Linked DNA regions of Homo sapiens: region 1 is linked to region 2. The links are chromatin contacts, found by Hi-C or POLR2A ChIA-PET in ENCODE. All regions are on one chromosome and are shown on one strand. The core of a region is the stretch at or near the end of the contact, and the rest is flanking DNA. Distances in the headings are between cores, read along the strand shown.

What was found. A loop is a pair of places that touch in the nucleus more often than their neighbours do. ChIA-PET counts read pairs that join two places held with the same protein, here RNA polymerase II (POLR2A). Pooled maps may share reads with other maps.
Region 1: a loop to region 2 is called in a pooled map, with 1.8 times the contacts of the local background. The contact joins two enhancer-like sites. A Hi-C loop is called at or near these places in 4 of 50 pooled maps. POLR2A ChIA-PET finds 5 or more read pairs at or near these places in 3 of 52 experiments (GM12878, activated CD8-positive, alpha-beta T cell and activated T-cell).

The regions. Positions count from the first base shown.
Region 1 is chr13:30,646,052-30,649,461 of GRCh38, reverse strand. USPL1 (ubiquitin specific peptidase like 1) reads right to left here. Exons shown (of 9, transcript NM_005800.5): 7 at 2,405-2,530. Among named protein-coding and RNA genes, the nearest start is that of TRN-GTT2-4, 26 kb to the left of the region's middle. Within about 2 kb of position 1,366, at least 2 of the 41 ENCODE cell types and tissues checked have a DNase peak (open chromatin) inside an H3K27ac peak, as active enhancers do.
Region 2 is chr13:30,375,061-30,378,803 of GRCh38, reverse strand. No RefSeq gene overlaps it. Among named protein-coding and RNA genes, the nearest start is that of LINC00426, 3.0 kb to the right of the region's middle. RefSeq lists enhancers at 1,592-1,651, 1,782-1,901. Within about 2 kb of position 1,548, at least 5 of the 41 ENCODE cell types and tissues checked have a DNase peak (open chromatin) inside an H3K27ac peak, as active enhancers do.

The DNA of each region.
Region 1 (3,410 bases), core at 117-2,616, 270 kb before region 2:
GAGATAAGGTGTCCAAGGAACTTAATTAGTTTTTAGGATTCTATATGTTTTAATTACATATGACACCATGATGAACCCAATTACTTTTAGGTTAGCCCTAAAAACTATATTAAATTTATTTCTAAATTCCATTAGACACAAACAAATCAAGTTATACAAATTTCAAAATTAAAAAAACACAAAGGACTTATATAAAGACCTTGGCATTTAAAATTTAAGTGAAACTTCATACACTAGTTCAATTTACTTTTGAAGAAAACAGGAAATGCCCACATTATAAATTCTGCTCATAAATTGGCCCACTGGAACTCAAAACACATTTTCCATTAAAAGACTTTTACCTAATGAATCCATTTCCAGATCAGAGCATGAATCTTTAAGGGAAGCAACTTATTTGTATAGTTAAAAAATATATATGCTGCAGTGCAACCAATTAACAGATTACACAAAACAATGGTACGAGTCTATGTTCAGTGCTGGGGCACAGGAAAAAGCAGGTATGAACAGCTAGATGAAATCATATACACCAAGCAGCCTAAAGCAGGCCATGGTCCAAGGCAGGATGGCAGACCCCATGCTCTGCTGCTCTTCTCCTCACCTCATCATCAACATTTACATCTCAAAACTGACACCTGGCAGCCAAGACAGATTACAGACTTCTGTAATCTTCAGACAGATACAGACACCTCCTCTTCCTTCCCACTTCGCCCTCCTACACAAATGCTATCAAATAATAGTGAGGGGCAAAAAAGATATGAGTCCAAAAGGACAAAGAAAGGAAAATAAGCAAATAAGAAGTCAAATATTTAGAGGACAGAAAGCAAACAGAGAAGTGGCACCTTACCCAGCAGAACGGGCAAAGTGAAGACATGAGTACTACGGAGTGCATATGTTGATGACAAAGAAGAGCTTATTTTTCCCAGAGAACCCCTAAAGGACTGGATATTTATGGGCAACAGATGTGATAGAATGTGGGGATGAGGCCTTGGGCTAAAAACTACGATAGTGACTGGAAGTGTGTACATAATAAAGAGCACCCTATGCTGCAGGCCCAGAGAGGAACCAGCGCAGACTGCAGCAAAGAGTGAAAGGTGGCAGGAAAGAGTTCCAGGAAAAAAAGGGGAGAGGAACAGAGTAAAAAACTGTGAAGCATCTGAGTATTGAAAATTTATTAATAAGTCTTTAAAGTATTTGGCAAAAACTCACAGTACATAATAAAACAAATGAAAACAAGGCAAATAACAATTCCCGGAAAAATAAGAATTGTAAAAGTGAAACCTAACTATATATACTGCTTGGCTGAAGAGGGAATAACACATGTATATTAATAACAATGCAAACACCGAGTACTGAGTTAGCCAAATACGCAATTGCATTGAAAGGACAGGGAAAGGCTAAACAGAGATGGGGCCCAGGTGTTGGTGTGAGAACCCTAGTCTCAATTACTATAAAAGGAGAACAGACTGCATTACGGTAGAATAGGCACATCAATTTGAAAAGTAAAAGTAAATACTACCTTAATTTGAAGGTTTAAAGTAGATACCTGGAGGAGGGAACAGGGGACTACTGCCCTTTTTCCCTTTTGAGCCTGTAAGCACTGATAAACTGAGGATTTATTACTTCAATGAGAATAAACCTTTAGGAAAGATTCTGAAGGGTTTCTGGCACATTCAAGGGCATAAAGGTTAATGTTCCCGGTTCTTTATTACATCAAATTAGACCTCAAAACATTTCCTTAATGTACGATTAGACTGAAAATGAAGAGTAGAGAGGTTGTGTACATGTGTGAGTGCATTAATGAGACAGAGGGAAACGGCCTGAGATGGAACTGACCTGTGAGTTTAAACAGATGGTTCTCTGGTAATACTGGAAAAGGTAATGCTGACCAACCTCCCCAACTGAGGACAAACAGAAAAGCTGGCAAAATACAATGAAAATATATCTGCTCAAGGCCACTAGATAGCTTTCAAGATGATGAGGAATTAGCATGCTGAGATCTAGGAGAAGATGGAAATTCAGAGAGATGAGCCTGTGGCTTATCTTTGAATCATCTTAGTTCTTGAAATCTGATTAAGGAAATCCCAGAATTCTAGAAACTCCATACACTTGGCAGAGGAGAGAAAAACTGAAGCTTGATATCCTTAAAGGGAGAAAAAAGGCAAAAAGAAGGAAAGACACTAGGAGAGTGGGGCCAGAGAGTCAGCCTAAGTTGGCTTTTCAGTGGCTTCACCGTGACAGTGGGCTCACTGGCCAGATAGAGCGAGGCAGCTGGCAACCCAGAAATATATGTTAACTCAAATTTCAGAAAGGTAAGTTGTTGTCACCATTTTCAATCCTACACATTAAGAAAAATGTAAATCCACCTTCATTTTGTACTAAAAATTATAAGACAATTTTAACTCACTTTTCTAATACCATTTTTCTTATTTGTGATTTACTGTTGCAATTGTTACATGGACCAAAATGGGCAGCATTAAGTGGGTGCCACTCAGGGATGACATTTGTAAAGGTGACCAGACTCTTCATATGCCTATAAAAAAATGACATAACAAATTCATTAACGTTAAATGCATTTACATTAATTTAAACCAATGTCTAAAAGTATTCCTCCCCTTTTTCGTGATTCATACTTTCTTATTTCCCCAAATCATGTTAATATGGCAATGTTCCTCCCTACCTCTAGTAAAGAAGCTCTGTGAAGATGCTCCATGTTAATTTCCCATATCTTTCAACTATGAGATGAAGCAAGAAAAAAAGACAGGGTTCCTCAATGGTATCACTGCATTTTTCACCAGAGAGTCTTTGCTGTGAAGCACTGTCCTGTGCACTGTAGGATGTTAAGCATCATCCCTGGCCTCTCCTCACCAGATGCCAGTAACGGCATCCAGTTGTCTGTAGATGTTGCCAAATGTCCCAAGGGGGAAAAAATAGCCCTTAGTGAAGAACCACTGTTCTAAGGTTGTCAAATTTATTAAGAGCTCACCCCTTACTCAAATAACTCAAACTGGCTAGCCATTACAGACAACCAAAAATGAAAAGGGGATGTTTCCAAACATAAAATCAGGAATACATACAACTTAACTTTTTTTAATCCTTAAAAAAAAAACACACACACACACAGCATTAATTGTGAACAAATTTTGTTTTCACAGGTTACACAAGTTCTAAATTTGCACTTTAGTCTGAATACTTGAGAGCAACGCCATCTAAAAAGATGACCTTTAAAGATGTACACTAAACCTCAACTGCATCCACTTTAATAAAAATATTTGTAATTTAAAGAGCAGCTACTTAAGAGATACAAGCTTCCTTTCTAAACAATAGCAAATACTTATAAATCTTGTGAGGAAGCACTGTCTGTTAAAAACATCAGTAGTCAGGGAGGTTAACATTTTAAAAGCAAAGCAACA
Region 2 (3,743 bases), core at 299-2,798:
CAGGGCTGTGTGATTTCTGTCCCTCCTCCTGGCCAAAGCTAACAATCCCAGCAGTGCTCACAATTTTGTCCCCACGTAGCTGATGGAGAAGCTCGCTCCATTCATTATCCAGTGTCCCACCCCACCCCCACCCCCATTGTCTCTTCTACTTTCCCTCTCCACTTGCTCCTTTCTTTTTTCTTTTTAAAAGATTTTAGAATTATTTATTTATTTTGAGACAGGGACTTGCTCTGTTGCCCAGGCTTACTAAATTTATCTGGGTCCTTTGTAATTTCTGCATTCATCCTAATTTTTTGGAAGAAAAGTTCAAAGTAGCAGAATGTAGTGGCACAATCATAGCTACTGCAGCCTCAAACTCCTGGGCTCAGACAATCCTCCTGCCTCATCCTCCCAAAGCTCTGAGATTACAGGCATGAGTCACTGCACCTGGCCCTTGCTCCTTTTCATCATGGTGCTCACAACAAAATAAGTATTTTCAACTTGGGCTAAGAAGTTAAAGATATCCAACCCTTTTCTGCAGCCAGGCTTGGGTTCTGCAGCTTCATATGTTAAGTTGTGTATTTGATAGCTTCACCAGAATACGTCGGGGGCACCTCAAACATCAAAACAAAACCTACCATCTTCTCTCCAAACCCGCTCTTCTTTCTGAATTCTCTGTCTCAGCAGATGGCTCTTCCAACCATGCAGTAGTCCAAGCCCAAAACCGGCAATGGAAAAACCCAGATTTTGGTTTCAAAACCCTGCTCTGCCACTTACCAGATAGGAGACTATTGGCCCTCAGTTTCCCAATCTGAAAAGTAGGAATAATAGTCCTACCTCACATGGTTGCTTTTAAGGCTAAGTGATCATGTTAGTTGCTCAAAAATAAGAAATTATCATCATTATCATCATTGTCATTATCATTATTATTGTCATTGTCACCTCGTGATGCTTCCTTGCCTAAGTTCTACAAAAATATCCTGCACCCTCCTTTTAATTCCTTTGATTCTGCTGTTACTTTTGCCAAAAGGTTATCCTGACATTCTAGAGCAGTGATTGCTAAAGTGCCAAATCAATCCTTAGAGATTCAGGAAGAAAGTATTAGAACGTTAATTTATATTCATTTAAAAAAATCTCATCTTTTAGGTTTCTATTTATAATTTTTAAATGTTTAATAGAGTATATATAAAATTTAGAAATAAATATAACTATTGAGGGTGCATGTTCAAAATTGTTGCGAAGGCTAGATTATAAAAATAGTTGGGAGGTCACCATTCTTGGCTGGGTAAGGTGACCCTGTTCTTTTCTTCCCCCAGAATGACATGCTGCTTTGTCATTATTTATTGTCTTCCTTATGGACAACATGAGGACAGCGACTGTGATTCAGTCAGGATGAATCTGCAGACAGCAGGATCCACTCTAGTTATAGTAGAAATGGATTTATTAGAGGTGGATGACTTTCAGCAGAGGTCCCTAAACTTAAGGGCATAGCAGAATCACCTAGAAGGCTTGCTAAAGTCAAGCCTACCAGGTCCCGCCCCCAGAGTTTCTGATTCAGCAGGTCTGGGGTGGGGCCCAAGAATTTGCATTTCTAACAAGTTCCCAGGTGCTGCTGGTCCAGAGCCCACCCTTGGAGAACCACTGGGCTATAGAATGATGTCAAGGGCTGGAGAGGGAGGCTACAGAGTGGGTCTAGGTCCAGGTACAGTCTCAGAACCACACTGCAAAACTGGCTTAGTCAGGTAGCTGCTGTATCTGCTGCTTCCACTGTGAACTCAAAAACCACATTGCCTGTGCTGCAGGCCGGAAAGCTGCTGAACCAGGAAGCTGTGCTGATGCTGCTGACTGCCCCTGAGGTTAGAGATTGACTAGACATAGTGCCACTGTCATCCCTGCTGGAGAAGGTCCGAAGCACCTCCACCTCTGTGCTTCCAGAGGGGCACTGTGGTGGCCACTTAAAATGCTCAGGCTATACCATGCACTAGAGCATCTACCTGGGTAAGCTGCTATTATTATTATAATCGACCTGGAAGATTACTCTGGGGAAACCCTAGTGCAAGGGACTTTGGAGGAAGAGGTCTTTGGTGTTTCAGGCTTTGGTGCACAGGAAATCTTGCTAGGAGGTTGGAGTGGTTTTGTGTGAGGTGAGAGCAATGTCTGCTGCAGACTATTTTTCATGTTGGCTCCTGGTATGGTGCCTGAGCTCTAGGACTTGGCACATAGAAGGCCCTCTTCCTTTTCCTTCCTCAACCTGCTAGTCTCAGCCACTCCCCTGAGCACATACAGTATGCTGAAGTGTTTCAGTGTTTCAAGTGGGCTCTTGAGCATGCTAGGTATCCAGGGAGACCAGAATTCTTGCAGTGACAAGTCCGCTGGGGCTATTTCCATCTAGGAGTCAGTCTCACTTAGCTCACTGGGGATCTAGGTTACATGTGTTTTCCCAGAGTGACCTCCCCCTAACCCCCTTCCCTCCACATCCTTGTCTCCAGAGCCTGGAACCCTGGGATGCCACCTTGGTCTTGAGAATCTCAGGCTGAATCCATTTCTAGGAGGGAGACATGAGATTCTTCCACAAATGAGGTGGGGAGGGGTTGGAGGAAACTATTATTTCTAATACACCCTTCAGGCAACAGGTGCAAGCATAGAGAGTTCCAGCTTAAACTTTAGGATGGTATGACAGTGACAGGCATTTAGCAGAAAGTGCACTTCAGGGCTGGGCGCGGTGGCTCACGCCTGCAATCCCAGCACTTTGGGAGGCCGAGAAGGGTGGATCATGAGGTCAGGAGATTGAGACCATCCTGGCTAACACAGTGAAACCCCGTCTCTACTACAAATACAAAAATTAGCCAGGCATGGTGGCACACGCATGTAGTCCCAGCTACTCAGGAGGCTGAGGCAGGAGAATCGCTTGAACCTGGGAGGTGGAGGTTGCAGTGAGCCAAGATCATGCCACTGCACTCCAGCCTGGGCAACAGAGTGAGACTCCGTCTCAAAAAAAAAAAACAAAAAGTGCACTTCGGATTCTGAAGACTGGCCTTTATCCCACAGGCAAGGGATATGCTGTATGACACTCTCCTGATGCTGGGCATGGCTGTGAGCCAAAGCACCCAGGCAGCCCTGCCATCAGAAGGGTAAACCACGGACACCTGATGCCTTCCTGAAGGAAGAGCACTACGCCTGCCAAACCATCAAGCGTTGATGCTCCAGCGCCTTCTACCCGTGGTTCTCCAGCCTCAGCAGAAGAGAGAGAAATTGATGACCCTGTCGTTGTAGCATCCCCATCACCCAGCAATTAATTTTAGTTCAATGCTTCAAACGCTCTTCAGGCGCAGTGTGCGTTCAGCTGTGTCAGCTAATGGTGAGTACCCGGACAACCATTCTGTTTCACATTCAGTACAGTATTCAATAAATCACATGAGATACTCAACACTGTATTATAACATAGATAGGCCTGTGTTACATTATGTTGCCCACTGTAAGCTAATGTAAGTGTTCTGAGCACGTTTAAGGGAGGCGAGGCTGAGCTCTGATATTCGATAGGTTAGGTGTATTCAAAGCATTTTAGACTTTCAATATTTTCAATTTACAATGGCTTTTATAGGGATGTCACTCCACCGTAGGTCGAGGAGAATATGTAGTCAAGTTGCCTGGTCATGAGCACATTTTAGGTCAAGGTGTGTTTTACGCAGCTTCTAGGGTTTGCTCCTTCCTTTTGAGTTTGAGCCTGGGGGTGTGGGTTGAGGATAAAGAGTAGGTGTGGGCCA